Linked DNA regions of Homo sapiens: region 1 is linked to region 2. Evidence: chromatin loops called from intact Hi-C (ENCODE). Cell type or tissue: PC-3. All regions are shown on one strand. Links, peaks and the distances in the headings refer to the core of each region. The heading gives the core; the rest is flanking DNA. Region 1 holds the start of MIR4486 (microRNA 4486). Region 2 has its middle 53 kb from the start of NAV2.

What was found. Hi-C counts contacts between places; a loop is a spot of excess contacts. Peaks named below come from ENCODE experiments on the same cell type or tissue, not always from the same donor. Only the 100,000 strongest peaks of a DNase experiment are listed, where the experiment ranks them.
Region 1: it touches region 2 in a loop (3.0-fold over the local background); 12 of 110 quality-filtered maps call a loop at or near these places.

The regions. Positions count from the first base shown.
Region 1 is chr11:19,571,260-19,583,631 of GRCh38, forward strand. MIR4486 (microRNA 4486) reads left to right here and starts at 4,051; the gene lies at 4,051-4,113. It also overlaps a transcript of NAV2 not described here. In PC-3, for the core only: no CTCF peak of the experiment used is centred there; a DNase peak (open chromatin) is centred at 6,862; H3K4me3 peaks cover 712 bases; H3K27ac peaks cover 1,630 bases.
Region 2 is chr11:19,654,004-19,666,375 of GRCh38, forward strand. It overlaps a transcript of NAV2 not described here. Among named protein-coding and RNA genes, the nearest start is that of NAV2, 53 kb to the right of the region's middle. RefSeq lists an enhancer at 6,243-6,442. In PC-3, for the core only: a CTCF peak has its summit at 4,528 (motif pointing left); a DNase peak (open chromatin) is centred at 6,258; H3K27ac peaks cover 1,352 bases.

The DNA of each region.
Region 1 (12,372 bases), core at 2,884-10,883, 82 kb before region 2:
AGTTGTTGCCAGGGGCAAAGGAGAGGGCAGGAATGGCAACTGACTCCTTAATGGACACAGGCTTCCTTTTGGGATGATGAAAATGTCTTGGAACCACTTAGAAGTGAAGGCTACGCAGCATTATGAAAGTACTAAGTGTCACTGAATTGTACACTTTAGAAAACTTTTCGGCTAGGCACAGTGCCAGCCTGTAATCCCAGCACTTTGGAGGCCAAGGTGGGTGGATCACCTGATGTCAGGAGTTCAAGACCAGCCTGGCCACATAGTGAAACCCCATCTGTACTAAAAATATAAGAATTAGCCAGGAGTGTTGGCATGTGCCTGAAATCCCAGCTACTCGGGAGGCTGAGGCAGGAGAACTGCTTGAACCCAGGAGGTGGAGGTTGCAGTGAGCTGAGATTGCACCACTGCACTCCAGCCTGGGCAACAAGAGCGAGACTCCATCTCAAAAAAGAAAAAAAAAAAAGAAAAGTTTAATTTTATGTTATGTCGATTTTACTTTCATTAAAAAGAAACGTGTAGCTCAGAAAAGCAGTCAGTAAATGGTGCCTTTACTATTACTTATTATGACTATATCCCCTTCCCACTGGAAATCAGCTTTTCCCAAAGGCTGAATGATAAGATATGTTAGGAAGTCCCAAAATAGGAAGTGCAGAGATGGGAGGATGAAGAAGGAGAGGGGAGACTGTGGCAGGTTTGGTCTTTCCCAACCCTCTAAGCACTCACTGTGTTAGGGACATCCTGTGGATGAGTAGACTGGCAGGTAGAACCATCTGCCCCCTGCTACCTGGGGCAGGACCACAGGACAACACTGGCAGACACAGGGGTGCAGATGGGAAGATGCTCTTTTGGCCCAAGCCATGGACTTAGGTAGTATGGCCTGCTCCTCCCACTGCCTGGCAACACAGTCAGCTTGCCCAGGCTGCTGCCTTCCGGATGTCAGTTGAACACTCCTGACAATATGCTCCATGGCTTAGGTCAGGGTCCAGGGTCCGTGTCGCTGAACTCTAAGATCAGGGACTGGAAGAGGCCTTAAAGCCCTCCGTCCCTTCTTATTTGGCAGACGGGGAAACTGAGACTTGGGGATATGGCATCAGCTTGCCATATTCCTTGCTCAGCCACCCTTCTCTGCAATAGAGATTGGAATTTTGTCATCCCTTTGCTGTAGTACTCTATCTGCAACCTTTCGGCTTCAATATTTTATATCTTGACAAAAGGACTTGACCTGGGGCAAAAGATTAAACAGGAAGCTCTGGAGTGTTCATTTTGGGGAAACAGCATGGCTTTTGGGGAAGAGCAAGAAAGCTTGGACAGCCCAGGGCAACCCCGTCTTGTTAGTAATAATAATGACTTCCATGTTTTTAAGGTAGTTACATGGTGGTCAGCACATAGATGCCAGAACCAGTCTGTCTGAGTTTGAACTCCAACTCTCCCACTTATGAGCTGCATGACTTTGATTAAAAGGCTTAATCTCTCTATGCCTCATTTTCTTCATCTGTAAAATGGGAATCATAATGGTGTATATAAAAGCTTCCAGAATTTTGCCCAGCACATGGTAGGGACTTGATAAATGACAGGGATTATAATTCCTATTGCTGATATTAATTAGTATAATTACCTGGGGAAACCTATATGAATATGCTGAAGTTTGCCAAGGACCGCTTTCCAGAAACAACAAACCGCAGAACCAACAGGGTCAACAGCATGCCTTTTGAAAAACTGGCCACAAATTGCATTTTTACACAATCTAATTTTCTCATTAACCTCTTGTTTAGGAAATGCTTTGTCTTTGAAATCATGTGAGGACTCCGTCTTGGCTCGGCAGGCACTCCTCTGGCTTTCAGGCATGAGCTTGCTGTTTCCTTTGCCTAGAACATTCTTACCTCCCACCTCCACCCAGACATCTGTGTGGCTACCTTCATCACTTCCTGCACTTCTTTTCCCAGAAGTCATCTTCTCAGTGAGCCCATCCCTGGGCACCCTGTTCAGAATCTCAGCTACCCTGCCCCTACACTTCATACCTATCTTCTCAGCTTTGCCTTTTTCTTCTTGGCACCTTGTCTGACATACTATCATATTTGTTTTGTTGGTTACCCACTCCGAACTGGAAGGTCTTTGAAGTCAGGGATTTTGACCATTTTGTTAATGATGTTTTCTCCAGCGCTCAGCACACAGCCAAGCACATAGTATGGACTCAATGACTGTGGCATGCGTGAGTATATAGGTGGGAAGGAGGATTTCCTGGCGGGTTCTGATTTTAGAATTTACCTGGTACAGCTGAGCTTCACTGAGCTGCTACCCTGTGCCAGCCGCGGGCAGTGCCTGACATCTGCCATTTCACTTCATCTTCACAGAAGCCTTATGGATGGGAAAGCTAGGTCTTAGAGAGATTAAGAAACTTATCTGGTCACCAGCTTATAGGTAGGTGGTAGAGCCTGAGGACTGTGCTTTCTTCTCCTGGACAGAAAGTGCTGCCTGAGCCCTCCCCTGTACCCAGCCTGTCAGGGAGGCCTCCCTGGGTGGTTTCTGAGCTGGCTGCTTTGCAGGGCTAGAAGGCCCATCCCTCCTCACCTGCCTGTGTCTGTGGGAGGCTCTTGGCAAGGGTGCTGTGTCAGGCGGCCCAAGTGCTTTCAGCACTTGGGGGTGGCAGGCTAATTTACTGGCCTGCTGAGCAGCTGGTGGATGACTGGGGATTGTCTGAAGTCTGCCTAGAACCATGGCCTGGGGCAGGGCTCCTTCCAGCAACTTCCCTGGAGAGCTGGCTGCAAGGCAGGGCCAAACCAGCCATCATGATAGTGTGAAGGGCATTTTCTGTCAAAAGAGGATGTTGGACAAGAGTTGGAAAGACTTGAGTTCTGATCCTGGCTTTGCCACTAGCTAGTTGTATAAAACTGAGCAAGTTACTGAGCATTCCTGGTTCCCACTGCTTACAAAATGGGAGCAGTAATCATGCTTACCTCCCAAACTTGTTGGGAAAATATATGCAATGTGATTAGCCCAGGTGCAAAAATAAATGTTAGATATTTTATGTTTATTATGATTTATTATTAGCTACAGCCCCCCTCATCTGTAAAATGAGAGGTTTCATTCAGTAACCACAGGCCTGGCACTATTGAGCAGTAGGTGCTCAATAAATGTTAATTCCCTTCCTAGTCCCTTATTCTTCCTTTAGCATCAGATTCCTGGCCTGTGTTGTCCCTGGGGCTCCAACACTCCTGGCCCTGGCCTATAGGTTTTCCGTGGGCTCATGGGTAATGAGCCATCTTCCCAGGGCAGTGGGGCTAAGTGCTTTGGTGGACATTTTGGAGCCATTGTATTAGAAACCCCCTCTTTTTCCTTCTTTACTTCCTTCCTTCCATCCCGTTTATTTTTGTTGATCACCTATTAAGTGCCAAACATAGTGAATACAGCTGTGAGCAAGACAAGGTTCCTGCTACCGTGGAGCATAGGTCCAGTTAGAATTAGGTAGAGAGAAAGGAAATGAACAACCATGCAAGAAAATAAACTCTTTGAAAAGTAGAAAATAGAATGGTGGAACAGAAAGTGATGAGTGTGGGGAGAATAGCAAAGCCACCTTAGATGGGGAGTCAGGGAAGACATCACAAAGGAAACAACATTTGAAGCAGGACTTGAAAGATCAGAACAGGCCAACCATACTCAATTGGGCGAAGGGGTTTCCTGCCGAGGAAATAGCACAGGTGAAGGCCCTGAGGAGGGATGGAGTTTAGCTGGTGCCCCTATACTTCCTAATGGGAAGTGCCCAGTAAAGACACAGCTTTGCACTTCCAGCCCAGGCAAAGCAATCAGCCTGCATCTTCAAGGGTTGGCTGCACTTAAGATCCGGGGTGCTGCCAGGATGTTCTTTTTGCAGTTAATTTGCTGCAACTGGCAGAGGTTAATCATGTCCACATTCCTCAAGGCCCCTGCCAAAGCTGGCCCTTCTCACAGATGCTGGTTTAAATTAGAGGGGTTCTTAGCAGCAGACTAGATTTAGCAGTGATTAACCCCAAACTGGTCCTATTGCCTTGCCCTCCTGATGGGCAGGTGGAAGCATGCTGGGCGAGGCTGGCATCTAGCACAGGCGGTAGATGCTTGCTCTTGCCATTGCAATGAGAAAGGAGCCCATCAGCTCTCCTTCTAAGCCTGGGCTCCTACAGCAGCCAGAATGCCAGTCAGACCCATCCACGGTGCTCCACGCCTGGCCCTAGCCTTGCTCTTGCCTCTTCCTTGCTGTGCACATTCCTGCTCCACTCCACACCTTTGCCTGCCTTGTCTCTGTACCCGCAGGAGAAGCTCTACTCATTTTTCCAGACTGTGCTCAGATTCTACCCCCCTATGCAAGTACCTCCTCAGACACCCCTGGGGAAATTCACCTTTTCTTCCCCATTCTTCTAGTTTCTCTTTGCACATAAGCCCTTTAAGGCATTGGTCATCATCTATATTGTGTTGGGGAGACTGAGTTCCAACTAAAGTGGGAGCTCCCGATGGCCAGGGATCCATGTCGTTCATCTCTGCAGCTACAGGACCTAGCATGAGCTTTGGCATCTCATTCATTCAGCAAATGTGTATTGAAGGTCACTGTACCAGGCACTATGAGAGGTAAGGGAATCACAGCTGTGGACAAGGTGTGTTCCCTAGTTTTAAGTTGTAGCCCATTGTAACACAGAGGGCTGAGCAGATTACGGTGTGGACTCTAATAGATGCCCAGTTGAGCCTGGGTGGTTCAGGATGGCTTTTTTAAGTCATACAGAGTGAGGAATCTGAGGCTCAAAGGAGTGAAATAACTGGCCCAAGATCTCACATCTAGTGTATGGCAGAAAAAGTGCTCAAATCCAGGCCTAAGTGCCCTTTGCACACAGCCATTTGTGGAATGGGTCCTCCTCTGTCTACACTCTCCATTCCAAGCTAGCATACTCCTTTCTGATCCTCAGCCACAAAATAAACAGGTAAGGGATCAGACCCACTTGGCCAGAGACTGGGCAGCCTTGCCGCATTCTGATGCAAAAACCTGTTTTCAAGCTACTTCAAACTTTTGATGGTTCTTGAAGTCATAGAGAGGCTTTCAGCTGAATCCAAGGCAAGCGAACAGATTTCCCATCTGCAGGGTATTTTGAAACCACTCGCTTCTTACTCATGTTTCATTTGTTTGTTTTTCTATTACAAAAATAATGCATACTAATTGTAGAGAATTTGGGGAGAAATACAAATCACCCATAATTCCACCACCCAGAAATAACCATTGTTACTATTTTGGTATATTGAGATAGTTATTTGGGGATATTACTTAGAAATTGCTATAATATATAATTGCTGTTTATTAATTTATGCAAATACATGAATATGATTAACTTGTATATATTTAGCTTGTTGTAAAACTTACACATTCCGGTGCCTGGAAATTTCAAAGATCTGCTGCTCCCAAAGAGAGCTCTTAAACCTAATTCTGTATGGTCCTTTTCACGTGAATAACATATATCTGTTTCCCTCCCTGTCTTCTCTACCAGTCTGTGGGCTTCAGAAGGGAACCCTGAGCCTTTCTCATCATTCCCTCTTCAGTACACAGTGCATAGCAGACACACAGCATTGGATGGAATGGATGTGTCTGTGGCCTGGGAAGGTGTCCTGGGGTCCTTCCATCTGGCTGTCTTAGGCTGAGTGGTGCTGGTTATATATTTCTAAGGACAGCTCCCCCTTCTCTACTCTAATTCCTTGTTCACTAAGGAATTAAAGTATCTTACAGCAGGAATTTGTCTTTTACTTCAAGGAATCCCTGGGTTCCAGGAAGTGCCTTGCACAATGAAAGCCCTCAATCCATGTTTGTAAAAGCCTGAATGACCGGAATAATGCCACTGTTTGGTAAATAGTGTGCATGGATTATCACCACAGCCCTATGACGTGGGTCTAAGCATATCTTTATTTATCACATGAGGAAACTGAGGCTCAGAGAAGTTAAGCAGCTTGTCCAACGTCCGTGTGTTGCTAACTGGCGAAAGCCAAATGTGTGGTCAGCCTCCATCAGCGTTCTATTTGCTTCCTTCATGGGGCTGCTTTTCAGATACCTGTCCTCAGATACCCACCTGGCGAAGGAACCTGTTGGCTCGTGCCCCTTCACTTTTCTAAGGCTGGGTGAAATACCACAAGGGTAGGGCCGCTGACAGGGAAGATCTGCCACGAGGGCGCAGCCATCTGTGTGAGCCACCTGGCCTCTGGGCCCTGACCCCGGCTCCTCCTGGGCCCCCTAGATGCTCAGTGTAGCCACTTCTCCCTCTGTGTCCTTCACCACCTATCTTTTTCACAGCTCTGTTTCCCCTCTTGTCAGCAGATCTCTCAACAAAATGTTTTCCATCACTGCTGCCTATTTTTAGCCCTTTTATCACAGTTATTTCCTTTGGTAAATAGCTTCCTGGCATGGGGTGAGCAGCCTAACTCGGGAGCCAGCAAGCACTGTGTGGATGGGGGTGTGGGTTGGGTGGGCATCTGGGGTGAGAGGGAAGAATTGAGGAGCCATGGACCAGGCCCCACTATTGGGGGCTGCTTTCTGTTCCAATGGTGGCAGCAGCAGCAGGAGCAAGATGCTCATTCATTCCATTTCAATTTGTTAAAACCATTCTTTGAGAAGGCAGCATGTGCACAGGCCTCGGAAGCAGACAATCAGCGACAGGCGCCCAAAATAGACTCAAAATCAGCAGCATTTTGTTTTGCTCAAGGCTTTTCATGCCTGCAAGGGGAGGAAAGAAAGGATCCAGAGCATTTTCTGCTTCCAAACACACATCTATTTTACAATAAGACAAATGACTCGTATTCCTCCTATTAAATCCAGCAGCGTCCCCTCCCCACCACCCCTTCTCTGAAGCCCTCGCCAGCATTTCCTTTTGTGGCTGTAAGAGAAGCAAATAGCAGTTCATGCATCTCCAGTGCAGAGTGCCTCTGCCTCCTCCGGCTCTGCCTGCGAGCTGGGCTTTTACAAGCTGAGATTTTCATAAATTAACGCTGCGCGTGCTGCTGTAGCTGCTGTAATGGCTTTCCAGAAGGTGCTGTGAGCCAGGCCCTGCTGGAGAGAAATGAGCCAGTGATTTGCTAGTAGAAGGCTCTTGGCCACAGTCAGAGGTTAAGCCAGGCAGTTGCAGATGTCCTGGGCTGCTCTCTGAGTGCAGCCTGATGTCATTGAGCCTCTAGAAGGGACATCGACTTGGGAGATTCACTGGTGACCAAGGAGGCCACACATGCAGGGGGTGAGTCCCAGTGGGAGAATGGGATGCCTGGACTCCAGTTCTGGCCCTGCTCTGTGGTGACATTGTGACATTGTCCAGCCACCATGCCCTGGAGGTCAGTTCCTCCTAGTATACACTCTGAGTACACTAATACCTCCCATTTGTAGTACTTACAAAATGGGAATTTAACACTTATTTGTGCAATATGTTGACCATCTAGGTCAGGGGTCTGCATATTTTGGCTTGTGTGCCAAATCTGGCCATAGCATTGATTATACATTATCTATGGTTGTTTTTTGCACTACAGGGCAGGGTTGAGCAGTTGTCATGCAGAGCGGATGACCCTAAAGCCTAAAATATCTACCCTCTGGCTCTCGACAGGAAAGGTTTGCTACCTTTGGTCTAAGTGGTGAGTCCCAGGAGAGCAGAAACCCCTCTGAGAGGTTTAGGGACATGTTCACACACCCAAGATTACTCAGCTAGTAAGTGGCCTAGATGTAAATGTGTGTGTGTGTAAGTTTCAACATCCAGGACTATCAGGGAAGTGATCAGTGCAATGTGTACAAGTAGAGCCAGAATTTGACAAAAAAAGAAATCTCTCCCAAGAATAAAAGCCATATGATGTGTACGTAGGTGGGTAAGCTCAGTGCCTGACTTAATGTTTCTGAGCAAGGAGTCTATTCAGGCAGACTGTCCACCACTTCTGAGCCGTGTGGCCTTGGGAAAGTTTTTAACCTCTCTAAGCCTCAGCTGTCTCAATTGTCAAATGGATATAATAAGACTTATTTTGCAGGACTATTATGAGAATTCAGCATGATAATTTAAGTAAATGCTTAACATGGTTCCTGGCAAATATTAAGGATTCTCTCCCAGGCCTGGTTCCCTTCATTGGTTCCCACTGCTAGTGACAAGCCCTTCCTTGGTCTTCGTCTATCTGCCCTTCATAACACAGCTCAAGCAGCTGGACAGAGACGGAGAAAGGGCCCTGACAGTCATGGGTGGCAGCTGATTATAGAGGTTGAAGTGTTTTAGAATCACTAGACCTAAGTTCAAATCTTGACCCTACTACTCACTGAATCAGATCATCTTGAATATGTTGATTTACCTTTCCAAGCCTTGCTTTCCTCCTCTGGAAGATAGGAAGGAAATAGACACTTCGTTGTAAGGCAATAAGAAAGAGTAAATGCAATGATATGTGTTAGGTATTTAGAGCAGAACCTGGAATTCAGTAAGTGTACATAGTAAGCACCCAATAAATGTTAGTTGTTATTCCCCTCCTACATGACCTGGTCTAGGTAGATTCTAGCTTTTCTGGAATTCTCATGGGAATGATTGGCTTTGAGCATCTCTAGGCCCCTCTTGGACACCACCTTGGAGACAAGAGGCTCTGAGAAGGCCTCTGTCCTGTCTCACTTAAGTGGAAAGTACTATAAAACCCAGAGGCCCAGCACGTTAAACCAGCCCAGCTATGATCCTGGCATGGGGACCAAACAGTCTTTGAAAATATGTGTTTTCCTAGATAAAACCTCCAATTGGACAATTGTATCTTTTGGCCTTATGCAGACTTTATGACTTTGAAAGCTGTTAAACGGAAAGCTCTATGAATGGGATATATTTATTTCTGTGGCACTCTGACTGGTGCTGTTGACCCAACCGGGGGGTGGGGCTTCCAGGGCTCGCTAATTTCTCTTTGCCAGGTGGCTGTTACTGTGCCTGTACCCTCGGAGAGCCACAGCCAGTTGTCACCGAAACCCAGATGAAGGGCTTCTGGCTGCCTAAAAGATTGTCCTGTAGCCAGATTGATTTCCCAGGAAAAGAACATGGTGCTTGGGAATTTCTCTGGGAAGTATCACATTTTTCTTTCTTTTTTTTTTAATTTATGAAGAAGACATTTATATTTTACAGTTATGGGGGCTGAGAAGTCCAAGATCAAGGGGCCCCATTTGGACTCTATGAAAAGTCCAAAGGTAGCTCAAGGCATTACATGGGGAGGGCCTGAGTGTGCTTGCTCAGGTCTCTCTTCCTCTTCTTGCAAAGCACCAGTCCCACTCCCATGATAACCCATTAATCCATGAATCTCTCAATACTGCCACATTGGGGGTTAAATTTCAACATGAGTTTTGCAGGGAATGAATATTCAAACCATAGCAGCTACCATTTATTGAGTGTTTATTGTGTACCAGGCACTATCTTAGGCAATTTGATTTATTTTCTTGTCAGTCAGCATTTCAGCTGTTTCCACTTTTTTGCTATTATGGGGAGTACCGCATAGACCTTCTTGAACATTGTCTTCATGGGCATGTGAACAAGATTTTCTCTTGGGAACACACTTAGGAGTAAAACTGCTGAGTAGAAGGTATGTGAATGTTCAACTTTACCAGCAATGCAAAATTATTTTTCAAAGTGACTGTAATAATTTATCCTCCCACAAGAATGTGTAAGCCTACTTATAGGATACTCATCCTATCCTACATTTGGTTCTTATTTTTCCTAAGCTGATGAATACAAAATAGCATTTTGGCTGGATGTGTATTTCTCTGATTACTAACAAGGTGGATAATCTCTTCTTATATTAATTGGCCACATGTGTCTCCTTTTCTGTGAGATGTCTGTTCATGTCTTTTACCCAGTTTCCCATTGAATTGTTTGCTTTATCTTGTCGATTTGTAGGAGTTCCTTATATTTTGTATACTAATCTGTAGGTTGTTATATAATTGCAAGTATCTTCTTCCTGCATGTGACTTGGTTTTTTTACTTTCTTTAAAGTATTCTTAGCATAAGTTCTTGGTTTTAATGGCGTTGACTTATCAATCTCCTCTTTAACGATTAGCACTCTTTGTATCTTGTTTAACAAATTTCTCTGAATCTCCTTTAATTTCTTTTGAAAGTTTAAATTTAAGGTTTTTTTTATTATTATACTTTAAGTTTTAGGGTACATGAGCACAACGTGCAGGTTTGTTACATATGTATACATGTGCCATGTTGGTGTGCTGCACCCGTTAACTCGTCATTTAACATTAGGTACATCTAATGCTATCCCTCCCCTCTCCCCCACCCCACAACAGGCCCCAGTGTGTGATGTTCCCCTTCCTGTGTCCATGTGTCTCATTGTTCAATTCCCACCTATGAGTGAGAACATGCGGTATTTGGTTTTTTGTCCTTGTGATAGTTTGCTGAGAATGATGGTTTCCAGCTTCATCCATGTCCCTACAAAGGACATGAACTCATCCTTTTTTATGGCTGCATAGTATTCCATGGTGTATATGTGCCACATTTTCTTAATCCAGTCTATCATCGTTGGACATTTGGGTTGGTTCCAAGTCTTTGCTATTGTGAATAGTGCTGCAATAAACATGGTGTGCATGTGTCTTTATAGCAGCATGTTTTATAATCCTTTGGGTATATACCCAGTAATGGGATGGCTGGGTCAAATGGTATTTCTAGTTCTAGATCCATGAGGAATTGCCACACTGACTTCCACAATGGTTGAACTAGTTTACAGTCCCACCAACAGTGTAAAATTGTTCCTATTTCTCCACATCCTCTCCAGCTCCTGTTGTTTCCTGACTTTTTAATGATTGCCATTCTAACTGGTATGAGATGGTATCTCATTGTGGTTTTGATTTGCATTTCTCTGATGGCCAGTTATGATGAGCATTTTTTCATGTGTTTTTTGGCTGCATAAATGTCTTCTTTTGAGAAGTGTCTGTTCATATCCTTCGCCCACTTGTTGATGGGGTTGTTTGTTTTTTTCTTGTAAATCTGTTGGAGTTCATTGTAGATTCTGGATATTAGCCCTTGGTCAGATGAGTAGATCGCAACAATTTTCTCCCATTCTGTAGGTTGCCTGTTCACTCTGATGGTAGTTTCTTTTGCTGTGCAGAAGCTCTTTAGTTTAATTAGATCCCATTTGTCAATTTTGTCTTTTGTTGCCATTGCTTTTGGTGTTTTAGACATGAAGTCCTTGCCCATGCTTATGTCCTGAATGGTATTGCCTAGGTTTTCTTCTAGGGTTTTTATGGTTTTAGGCCTAACATTTAAGTCTTTAATCCATCTTGAATTAATTTTTGTATAAGGTGTAAGGAAGGGATCCAGTTTCAGCTTTCTGCATATGGCTAGCCAGTTTTCCCAGCACCATTTATTAAATAGGGAATCCTTTTGCCATTTCTAGTTTTTTTCAGGTTTGTCAAAGATCAGATAGTTGTAGATATGTGGCATTATTTCTGAGGGCTCTGTTCTGTTCCATTGGTCTATATCTCTGTTTTGGTACCAGTACCATGCTGTTTTGGTTACTGTAGCCTTGTAGTATAGTTTGAAGTCAGGTAGTGTGATGTCTCCAGCTTTGTTCTTTTGGCTTAGGATTGACTTAGGATTGACTTGGCAATGCGGGCTCTTTTTTGGTTCCATATGAACTTTAAAGTAGTTTTTTCCAATTCTGTGAAGAAAGTCATTGATAGCTTGATGGAGATGGCATTGAATCTATAAATTACCTTAGGCAGTATGGCCATTTTCACGATATTGATTCTTCCTAACCATGAGCATGAAATGTTCTTCCATTTGTGTGTATCCTCTTTTATTTCATTGAGCAGTGGTTTGTAGTTCTCCTTGAAGAGGTCCTTCACATCCCTTGTAAGTTAGATTCCTAGGTATTTTGTTCTCTTTGAAGCAATTGTGAATAGGAGTTCACTCATGATTTTGCTCTCTGTTTCTCTGTTATTGGTGTATAAGAATGCTTGTGATTTTTGCACATTGATTTTGTATCCTGAGACTTTGCTGAAGTTGCTTATCAGCTTAAGGAGATTTTGGGCTGAGACGATGGGGTTTTCTAGATATACAATCATGTCATCTTCAAACAGGGACAATATGACTTCCTCTTTTCCTAATTGAATACCCTTTATTTCCTTCTCCTGCCTGATTGCCCTGGCCAGAACTTCCAACACTATGTTGAATAGGAGTGGTGAGAGAGGGCATCCCTGTCTTGTGCCAGTTTTCAAAGGGAATGCTTCCAGTTTTTGCCCATTCAGTGTGATATTGGCTGTGGGTTTGTCATAGATAGCTCTTATTATTTTGAGACATGTCCCATCAATACCTAATTTATTGAGAGTTTTTAGCATGAAGAGTTGTTGAATTTTGTTGAAGGCCTTTTCTGCATCTATTGAGA
Region 2 (12,372 bases), core at 1,840-9,839:
CCCAAAATCTCCTTAAGCTGATAAGCAACTTCAGCAAAGTCTCAGGATACAAAATCAATGTGCAAAAACCACAAGCATTCTTATACACAAATAACAGACAAACAGAGAGCCAAATCATGAGTGAACTCCCATTCACAATTGCTTCAAAGAGAATAAAATACCTAGGAATCCAACTTACAAGGGATGTGAAGGACCTCTTCAAGGAGAACTACAAACCACTGCTCAACAAAATAAAAGAGGATACAAACAAATGGAAGAACATTCCATGCTCATGGGTAGGAAGAATCAGTATCATGAAAATGGCCATACTGCCAAAGGTAATTTACAGATTCAATGCCATCCCCATCAAGCTACCAATGACTTTCTTCACAGAATTGGAAAAAACTACTTTAAAGTTCATATGGAACCAAAAAAGAGCCCACATTGCCAAGTCAATCATAGGCCAAAAGAACAAAGCTGGAAGCATCATGCTACCTGACTTCAAACTATACTACAAGGCTACAGTAACCAAAACAGCATGGTACTGGTACCAAAACAGAGTTATAGACCAATGGAACAGAACAGAGCCCTCAAAAATAATGCCACATATCTACAACTATCTGAACTTTGACAAACCTGACAAAAACAAGAAATGGGGAAAGGATCCCTATTTAATAAATGGTGCTGGGAAAACTGGCTAGCCATATGTAGAAAGCTGAAACTGGATCCCTTCCTTACGCCTTATACAAAAATTAATTCAAGATGGATTAAAGACTTAAATGTTAGGCCTAAAACCATCAAAACCCTAGAAGAAAACCTAGGCAATACCATTCAGGACATAGGCATGGGCAAGGACTTCATCTCTAAAACACCAAAAGCAATGACAACAGAAGCCAAAATTGATAAATGGGATCTAATTAAACTAAAGAGCTTCTGCACAGCAAAAGAAACTGCCATCAGAGTGAACAGGCAACCTACAGAATGGGAGAAAATTTTTGCAATCTACTCATCTGACAAAGGGCTAATATCCAGAATCTACAATGAACTCCAACAAATTTACCACAAAAAAACAAACAACCCCATCAACAAGTGGGTGAAGGATATGAACAGACACTTCTCAAAAGAAGACATTTATGCAGCCAAAAGACACGTGAAAAAATGCTCATCATCACTGGCCATCAGAGACATGCAAATCAAAACCGCAATGAGATACCATCTCATACCAGTTAGAATGGCGATCATTAAAAATTCAGGAAACAACAGGTGCTAGAGAGGATGTGAAGAAATAGGAATGCTTTTGCACTGTTGGTGGGACTGTAAACTAGTTCAACCATTGTGGAAGTCAGTGTGGCGATTCCTCAAGGATCTATAACTAGAAATACCATTTGACCCAGCCATCCCATTAATGGGTATATACCCAAAGGATTATAAATCATGCTGCTATAAAGATACATGCAGACGTATGTTTATTGTGGCACTATTCACAATAGCAAAGACTTGGAACCAACCCTAATGTCCAACAATGATAGACTGGGTTAAGAAAATGTGGCACATATACACCATGGAATACTATGCAGCCAAAAAAAGGATGAGTTCATGTCCTTTGTAGGGACATGGATGAAGCTTGAAACCATCATTCTTAGCAAACTATTGCAAGGACAGAAAACCAAACACTGCATTGTTCTCACTCATAGGTGGGAATTGAACAATGAGAACACATGGATACAGGAAGGGGAACATCACACACCGGGGCCTGTTTTGGGGTGGGGGGAGGGGGGAGGGATAGCATTAGGAGATATACCTAATGTTAAATGATGAGTTAATGGGTGCAGCACACCAACATGGCACATGCATACATATGTAACAAACCTGCACGTTGTGCACATGTACCCTAAAACTTAAAGTATAATAAAAAATTTAAAAAAAAGAATCTTAGGGGTGACCAGAAAGATCAAAGAGCAGCCTCACACTCCTCCAAGCCACTGGTTGGAGAAGGAAGATTGTCCAGCTGATCCCTTGGTTTTCAAAGAGACAAGCCTCTGCTGGGGGATTGGGAAGATGTCATTTTCAGAACATATGACTTGAGAAAACCTTTCCGTGAAGGGGCTCAGCAGTGTCAGCTCATCTTGCTGTGCTATGGTTATCTCACAGCACAGCTTCAAGCTAAGTTGCTATCTAAATAGCAGATAGAAATGACAAAATGCAGAGCACTGAGGAGTGGCATGCAGAGACCACCATTACCAGGGAGAAGAGCTGCAGGAGGCGCTCTGGGGCCAATTCTCAACAGCAAAGGCCCATCCCTTGTCACGGGGGCCTGTACCTTACTGGTTTTTGTGGTGCGTCATGCTTTACTGGACTCTCCAGCTCAGCATTCATCTGGCAGAAGGGCCATCAAATGCAGAGCCCCTGAGGCTGGAGGCAGCTTGGTGTGTGTGAGGAACAGAAAGAAGGCCATTGTGGTGAAATGCCGTGAGTGAGGGGGGAGAGGCACAGACAGGAGACTGGGGAAGGAGCACAGAGCCAGATCATGCCCAGGCTTGAAGGTCATGTTAAAATGTTGGATTTCACTCCATGTTTGAAGGGAAGGCATTTATGTTTTAATCTGATCTCTCTGGTTGCTGATGGGTGAATAAATGGGCAAAGAGTGGAGGCAGGGGGACTTGGTACAGGGTGCCTGGGGACCCAGCCACACCCACATCAACTGAGATCATGGCCCCAGCCCAGACCCACTGACTTGGAATCTACATCCCCCTGGACTCCTGTGAGAAGCAATGCTCTAGGGGGAGAAAATGGTTACTTGGACTGAGACGGTAGCCACAGAGGAAACAAGGAAGCGGTCGGATTCAGGATATATTTTATAGATGGAGCTGGCTATGTTTGCTTGTGATTTGGATTCTGTGTGTGAGGGGAAAAAAGAATCAAGGATATCACCTAGGCTTTCCACCTGAGCACCTGGGAGAATGCAGGAGCCATTTACTCAGGTGGATACACTGGGGGAGGGAAAGGCCTGCAGAGGGAAGTGGGAGAACCAAGAGTTCTCCCTTGATTGTAATGCATTTGAGATGTCTTCTAGATGTCCAAGTGGTGCTGTTGAGTGGGAAGTTAGCTCTACAGATTCAGAGCTGAGGGGAGAGTTTGAGGCTGGGGGTGTATTAAAATCCATGGGAATGCCTAGAAAGTATGGATAGAGATGAGTAAGACCAGTGGCTCAACCTAGCCCTCTGGTATTTAGAGCTGGAAAAAGCAGGAGAGGCTAGGGTAGATCAGGAAGGCTACCATGTTTGCCACTCCTTTCTGGGCATCCAGTTTGTGCCAGGTACATACACGTTTTGCTAGTTTGTACTTCCCAATACAATTGAGCAGTTGGAACTTATTTTATACATTTAATATAAAAAAACCACCCTGTGGTTCAGAGAGGGTAGGCATTATTTGAGGATTTGAACTCAAGTTAATTTTCAACACCCATATTCTTTGGATTATGCCTCATCCAGAGGCAGATGGTCAAGTTGGCTGTGTATATTAGGGAAATATGGCCATATCTGAATTGTTGCCCATTTCCCACCATGCTGGTGCTTCCCACTTCCTTCAGCTTTCTGAAGTCACTCCTTCTCTGTATTCTGAGAGGGTGAGGAACACATGGGTTAGTGATACCAGGCAGGGTAGACCAGATGTGGAGGGCCTTGAGGGAAAGACTGTGCTAATGTCCCTCACCCTCCAAACGAAGATCATCTACTGCTCTGCGGCTCCAGACCCCTATGCGGGCAGAAAGTGAGTCAGGGAGGCATGAAGAAGAGCTCAGTCTTGAGAGGATGAGACAAGCAACAGATCCAGGCAAGGATCCTTCACCAGGAAGGGGAGCCCAGGGTGATGGATAGGAGCAGCTCATCAGAGCAGGGACAGAGGTATGGGGAGATAAAGACTCAGGTATTAGATCTGAGAACACTAGGGGACATGACCTGGGGAACACAGGTATTATTAACAATAATAATAGATCAGGTATTATTAACAATAAAAGCTACTATTTATCAAGCTCATACTATGTAACAGACACTGTTCTCTGGACTTTTGTTTGCGTTATAGTCATTTAATCACAAACAATAAATATATTTTACTCTGTGCTAAGCATTCTACATTTATAAACTTACTTAATTTTTCACAGCATTCCTATGATGTGGGAACAATTATTATCCCATTTCACAACTTAAGAAACTAAGCGCAGAGAGGTTGAGTAACCTGCCTAGGATCACACAGCGAGTAAGTGACAGAGCCAGCATTGGAGTCAGGCTGCCTGACTCCAGAGTTTAGACTTTTAGCTATTATTCTATAGTGAATACTTAACACACAGAAACTCATTCAATCATCACAACAGCCATGTAGATACTATTATTATCTCTATTTTACAGTTAAGAAAAGTGAGTCTTAGGAGGCTATGTGGTTTGTTCAAGGTCACACAGCTGGAAGGCAGGGGAACTAAAATGCTGACGGGGTCTTTGCATGGTACCAGTGTTCAAACTTTTACTTACCAGCCATAGTATCAGATCCATGCCACCTGGTGGAAGGCAGAGGTGGCAGAAAGAATGCTTTATGCTGAGCTCTTTGAATGTGGAAGCCAGACTCCCTAAATCCTCTTACTGAGGGTAAGATTGGCTCTAGATCTGGGTGAGCCCCAGCAGTATCCCCGTGCAGGCTCTGACTGGCTCATGAGAACTAATTGCTTGTGTCTCTTGCTAATTCTGCATTCACTGACACCACAGTGATTGCCTGAAATCAGCTATGGTGGGAGTATTTACACCATGGAAATCAGAAAATTCTACAAAGCAGGGGTTATTTTTCCATGACAGCCAATATTCCAGTACATGACTGATTAGATTTAAGCTGACATTTAGAATCAAGGGTGCTCAGCTGGAGGCACAGGAAAGTTATAGAGTCAGGAAGCCAGGTACCTCTCTCCACTAGTCCTGGGGAAAACGAAATCAGCAAAACATTCGACAAACACAAGCTTAGCAGCTAAAGGATGCTCTGTCTTTGTACCATTAGGCCCTGGAAGTACTTCAGTGAGTTAAATAGACATATTGCTGACTTATAGTCCAAGAGGGAAGATGGATAATATAAAGAAAACTAAAGAAATTTAAGTGTACAATTTCAAGTTGTGATATTATGAAGGACACAGAGAAGAATCTAATTGTATAAGGGGTAAGGAAGGTGACTGTAAAGCACTGGCATTTAGACCGGAGACCTCTGGTATGAAAAGGAGCCAGCAAGACCCAGGTAGGCAGAAAAACTTGGTGAAGACTGAGTGCTGGCAACAGGATGGGCAAATGCTGAGGCCAGTTCAGATGGAGTGTGTGGTGGGCAAGAAGCATAAGCTACGGCCAGATGGTGTAGGGCCTTGTGTGACACAGGAAGGAGTTTGGTGCAATGGGAAGGCATTGAAGAAGGGTCTTAAGTGGGAGTTAACGTGCTGGGGGGTGATGTGCTCTAATTTATGATATTAAAAGATGACTTTGGCTCATGTATAGAAAGTAGGCAGGGAGGAGAGTGGTCAGAGCAGAAGTAGGGAAATAGCAGGAATTCAGGCAAGAGATGATGGTGGCCTGAGCTATATAGGGACACATTGGAGATACAAGTAGGAAGCAGAATCAACAGGACAAGCTAAGAGATTGATATGGGCTGCAAGGTTAGAAAGAGGGTGGACTCAAGATGATTCATTAGTCTAGATCTCAGTTTCTTTGAGACATTGAAGACAAGAGGCTCAAACCAGAATTCCTGAGTTTCAATCCTAACCCTGCCATCTACTAGTGGTATAGCCTTGGGCAAGTGATTCAGTCCCTGAGAGCCTCAGTTTCTCCATCAGTAAAATGGAGATCATATTAATTTCTACTTCACAGGGTTGTTGTGATGTTTCAATGAGTTACTCTCTATGGAGTGCTTAGCATAATACCTGAACATAATGAGCACTACACAAAAGAACTATTATTATTATTATTATTATTATTGCTATTAATACTAGTCTATTGATCATTTCTCTGCCTACCATTAAGAGATTGAGCCTTTCCAGGCAAACAACTCTTGTTTGGAAAGAAAATGTTCTGGAGAGGAGTACCCCAGGCATCCTTCTCTCACTGTTTGTGTTCCCTTCCCCAGCAAGAGTTTGGCAGGCAAAGCTGTTCAAAGTAAACACAGGTTCAGTGCTGCAGAAAATATCAGGTTTGGTAGCACGGCAAGTCTGGACCAAAGGAAACAGGCTTGCTTTATGCCGACTTCACTCGGCCACTGCATCCCAGGGGCTGCCCCAGCAGGGCTGGTGCTTTCTGGCAGACAAGGCCTTGATCTGGGAGCTCTTCACCTGTCTGGTTTCTTTTCTCGTGTGACTCAGGATGAGTCATCACTGTCACTCACCACTTCCTGGCCTGGACATTAGGGTTCATACGTTCCTGAACTCAATACCCAGGCAACAAGAGATGGAGTCCAGAAGAAAGCAAGTAGGGAGGGGAGGCAGTGGCACTGGGCAATGTCAGGAGAAATTAGAGGTCCACAGGGTACTAGGGAGGGGGAGAAGCCACCTGGAAAGAGCATCAGATCCCAACAAAAGTCAGGATAACCCAACCACCTCTGGTTTCAGACACCTAGACAGCGTTCCTCAACCTTTCTGATCCCATGTCCTGCCAGTCGAGAAAGTGTGGACAAGATATAGTACAAAAGTAACAGGTAGATCTGTTTGCTTTCACAATATAAAATTATAATATTGAATATAATTTCTAAACATTTGTCTGCTGCTCCAAGGTTCTGAAATGAGCCTGAGTGTAGCATGCCCCCAGTCGAGAATGGAGAGTTGTCCTTCTAACTATAGTAGTAGTAGCAATCATAATAGCACTTTTCTGTGCAAATGCTCTAAAAATTGAGGGAAAGTGGGGCTTTTGTTTGGTGTCACTCTTTTTTTAATTGTGGTGGAAATATATATAACATGACATTTACCATTGTAATCATTTTTAAGTGTGCAGTTCAGTGGCATGAAGTACATTCACATTGTCGTGCAACCATCTCTACCATCTATCTCTGTAACTTTTTCATCTTCCCAAACTGAAACTCTCTACCCCTGAAATAATAACCATCTACCCTGTCGCCCCAGCTCCCAGCCCCAGGCAACCACTATTCAGCTTTCTGTCTGTATGAATTTGGTACTCTAGGTACCTCACATGAATGGAATCCTATAGTGTTTTCTCTTTTGTGTCTGGCTTACTTCACTTAACACAGTGTCTTTAAGGCTCATCTATGTTGTAGCACGTGTCCGAATTTTTTTTCCTTCTTAAGGCTGAAAAATATCATACTGTCTGGATATACCACATTTGGTGTATCCATTCATTCTTCCATGGATACTTGGGTTGCTTCTATATTTTGGCTATTGTCAGAGTGCCACTGTTGACACTCGGTTTGATGAGGTGATTCAAAGTCAAAAACATCGTAACAATAAAAGGCCTGGGTTTTTCTGTTTGTACAGTATTTAAACTTGTCAGAGCGCTTTGAAACTAAGGTGTAAAGGAAAAAAAAATAAGTGTTTGTAAAGACCAGACAGACCTGGATTGTAATCCTGGCTTTGTAGCCTCATTAGCTTTGTGCTCTGGGACAAGTTCCTTAAATATACTGTATTTCAGTATCCTTAATGTGTGAAGGAGTGAGGAAATTGTGCCCAGTGTGGACAGTTATTATGATACTAAATAAGAGAACAAGTGTGAAAATGTTGAGTAGAGTCTGACATTCAATACTCAGTGGATTTCATTGTTGATTTCATGTTATTTCTTTGTATCCATTCAATTCAAACGAGAATCTATAGTTAGGTGGGACATTTATCTCATATAATAAGGAAACTAATAAGAAGACTAATTGCTACTCAATTAATTAGTGGTAGAAGTCAAATTGGAACCCAGGGCTCTTGAATTTGAGGTGAGGAATGATCAGGCAGCAAGTCACATTTGATGTATATGTCCACCCCAATCAATTGCTACTGGCTGCCTGGAATGCAGTGGAAAAGTGCTGGGTTTGATTAGCAATGTCTGCCATAGTTGTGGGAATGGGAAGTGGGGGTACAGCAGCCACATGTCTACTACCTCTGGCTTAAATTATAGCATCACTTAAATTCTTTTTAAAAATGTGTGAAGAGGAAGATCATCTTCTGTGTGTGGTTTTAAACAAGTTTATTACAAAATTAATAGAAAAAAAGGTGAAAAGAATATGAGACTTCTAGTTTACCTACCATCAAAGACCAGAAGGTTGTTATCCAAAGTGAGTAAAAAAAATATTATGATTGTAGCTGATCCCACAGCAGAAGGCCGTTTGCTGTGGTCAGAGTCACTGTGATTACCAGACTGAAGCAGCTGCCTACCCAAGGTGGCCTTACTCCCTGCCCATCAGTGGGGTGAGGCAGGAGGTGGAAACACCTGATAGAAACTGGTTGGCAAGGTTCATAGCATGTAAGACCAGATCCCTGCCTCCTCAGGGAAAGAATAGCAATTGCTGAGAGGCCTACCTTTCAGCCTTTCAGAATCCATGTGGGTCCCATGCCCCACGTGTTCTTCCATTCCTGCTAACCACCACATGTCAGGCAGCTGGAGGGGTGACAGTGTGGCCCTCAGTTGTCTGGCACCCCAGTGGCACCGGACAGGCCTGCCTGTGAGCCTTCTTTCCATTCAGCTGCTTCCTTAAGATGAAGCTCTGCCCACTGGCTCAGGAATTCCTGTAGCAGGATATAGGCTTCCTATAGTAGCACCTGCCTGTCTCACCCATGCCTGAGACACTGAAGCTTCAGGTCCAGTGCCAGGTAGCCTTTTGGCTACTTTTCCTGGGCTGCACGCCCTCCTCTTGCCACTCCATATCCTTATTTCTTGGACATGGGACCCAGATGATGCCTGCTAGGGCCTTCCTGACTCACAGAGGACCACTTACAGTTAGCTTGAGTGCCACATTCCATGCCTCGTGGAGGTCCAAAGCCCTCCCCAGTTTCAGTCAGTTCTTGATTGGGGAGTGGTAAGGATAAGCCATTTGCCTAGTCCCCTGAGATCCCACACTTTTCCTCTGTTGTTTACTGACCCTTTCCCCCCAACCAGCCCATGTTGACTCTGTTCTCATCACATCTGCTCACCTGGAAACCCAATATCTCTCACACAAGACAGTGTGTATGTGTGTAGAGTGTACTAAAGATTTGCTGGAGAGACAGAGAGGGGATATGTATTTTAGAAATGCATGTAATTTCATATTGAATATTAGACATGGTGTGTGTAATACATGAAAATAACACAAGCTGATGTTTATGGGGTGCTTATTATATGGTGGGCATTGTGCTGAGCATTTTATATACATTATCTGATTTTACTGTCCCCACAACCCCATGAATTAGACACTACCATTATGTCAAATTTGCAAATAAAACAGAGGCTTAGAGAAGATAAGAAACTTCTGAGGTTACAAAGTCAGGAAGTAGCAGGGCTAAAGAATTGAACTCAGGCAGTCTGACTCCAGGGCCTGTAATCCAAAAGCTGTTCCTGTGGTCCCCTGTCCCCGACCCCCATGGTATGGACTTTTCATTGTCTGCTCCATTGTCATATAGCACCCAGCCTCACACCATCCTAGTGGCATATTCTCTTTTTCCAGCTCTCATTGCTTATCCTCCTTCCTTCTTCATTTTATCTCCTTCCTTTCAGATGAACATAGAAACTGCAATATTTTCTCCCTCTATTATTCAAAACAATTCAAGTCTCCCCAGCCCTTTGCTTCCAGCCTCCTCTTCCATCTTGGATTCCATCAAAGTTCTCTGCAGAAAGAACAAAAGAGCCTCACATACAATAACATCCATATATCTTCGATGTTAAGAGTATGGACTCATTTTCTAATACATGTTTTCTGCTATGGGGCAGGGATGACAACCGTGTAGCATGTGACTACCACTCCCCACTCCAATACCCATGGCAGGCACCGCTAAGTACTGACAAGATTCCTTCCTGCCAAGCCCAGACCACAGCTTCAGAATCCATGACACAGTGCACAAGAAGGCCACTATCAACTTATCTGTTCTGTTATGTGAAAGGAAGCCTTTCTTCCCTCTCAAAGGGTGAACCCACAGCTATACAGGTAGGGAACCAGACCTCCCTTGAAGCCAGAAGGCAAAACCCAACTTCAATTATTAAAGAACACCAGAACTTGATAGATAGGCCTTAGACTGAAATTGATTTCTTTCTCTGAGTCTCCCTCTTTTTTAGTTTACGCTCTTGATTGAAGCCTCCTTTGGGTGAGAGGAAAAAGTCAACCCTTCATCACCTGGATACAGGTCCTATAGCTGGGCATGCAGGCATGGATTGGGTCTTTTGCAGATGCCAGACTGAAGGTGAGCTAGATTTGCCAGTTTCCTAGTCCTGTCTGTGCTTCCCTATTGCTATCCCTGAGCTTTTAGTAGTCATGTTTCATGTCCCAGCCTGGTTATGACTGGTCAGCAGAATATTAATGGAGAGGTCATGAGTCCAAGCTTAATTTAGAGCCATTTATGGGAGAAGCACCAAGCCAATATGGTGGTAACAGGATTGACTACAGACATGAGTTTCCCAGAAAAGGAATTGAGTCTTCCATCTATACAGCTTCCAGCAAGCCTTGTAAAGGGGTAGGTTATACAGCTCTGAATCTCAGTAGAAACTGAGAGTCAGATACCACCCAATTCTTGGGCCTCAGCCTACCTGCCTTTGACCCATTAGCTATACCTTGAGGGCTTTACAATACCAGGAAGCCTTTGCTATGGAGGAGAATGTTGAGTTCCACCTCCCAAATGAAGGAGAGGAAATGGAAGAACATGTATTGAACACCTACTATGTGTTTGCAATGTGCTAGACATATTTATATTCACTCTCGCATTCCATCCTCAGGGCAGGGTGTGAGAGAGAGGTTTAGCTATATCTGCTTCACAGAGGAAAAACCAAGAGCTCAGAGAAATTAAGTAACTTGCTCATGTCACACAGCTGATGGGTAAGTAGCAGACCTGGCATTCAGACCTAAGTCTTGTGAAACTCAAAAGCCAAGGATTTTATCACTTATGTCGCATTTCCTGTGGGGGTTGGAGAGGGAGAGGCAGTCCCAGGTTTGAGAGGCTGAGCTAAAGGGCTGGGCAGAGAGGGAGCCATTGCAGAGCCTGATGCCAAATCAAGAGAACAGAAACTGCCACTCAAATCCAAGAAGCAAGAGGCATGTCTGCAACCTCTGCAGGAACAGCAGCTTCAACTCTGTGGTTCCTGAAGCTCTCTAGGCTGCAGCCGACTGGCCAAGATCCTCTTTTACTCCCACAGTTCTCTGGACCAGTGCTCCTTTCAGGTCTGTGGAGCCGATGCTGTTTCTGAGGCAGCTGAGCTGAGAAGCAGATGGTGCATGGATGAGGGGGCGGTTGCCTGACATCCCTTCTGGAGCTCCTGACAGCTCATGAGCCTCTCCTCCTCCCCATGGCAGCTCTGCTCAGGAAGCTTAACCCAGGAAAAGACTTGTGGCTTATTTTTTCTAAGGAACTGGCTCTTCTGTAAAATGGGGATATTAATATTTTTCTGGAAGAGGTGTTGCTAGTATTAAACTCAATATATGTAAAAGCCCTAAGAGACTGTAGATGCTCAGCTGGGCATTACTATTATTATACCTTGATTTCAAAATAGACATTTGAGGACAAGCCTATCTCAAACTTCTCACCATCAGAAGTATTTATAATCTTCTCTTGGAAGAGCAGAAAAGCATGATTGGCTCAAGTTAATAGTGAAACATTTGGCACAGTGTTCTTATCACTCTTCTTATAAATAACTTTTTTAATCAACCAAAGTATAAGTAAATATGATACTTATGATTGATTACAACCATAATTGAAAGTTATTTCATTCTAGGATTATGAATCACAACATAATTTCAAAGAATGCAGAATCATCATCATCATCATCATCGTCATCATCATCATCATCGTCATCACTATCATTATCCCATTTTCATCACAACTACTTTCCATCCAGGCAATTGGACCTTTCACGTTATTAGTCTCATATCACCCACATGCCTGCAAGTAAGATATTATAAATCCCTTCTACAAGTAAAATAAAACTGAGCTTTCAAGAGGCTAAACAGCTATGCAAGTTCAAATAACAAAGAATCAGTGTAAGAATTTGAATCCGTTCTCTCTGACGTTAAAATCACGTGCTCTTCTCACTCTGTTCACCAGCTTTCAATATTTAATGTAGTTTCTTCACCGGCCAGACCAACCAGGATTCTGATTCAGTTGCTTTAGGGTGGGGCCCAACACATATAATGGAATCCAGATGCACATTCAGCAATATTTGGGATGGCATAGAAAGGTCACATTATGCCTTTGCAGAAACCAATCGTTCC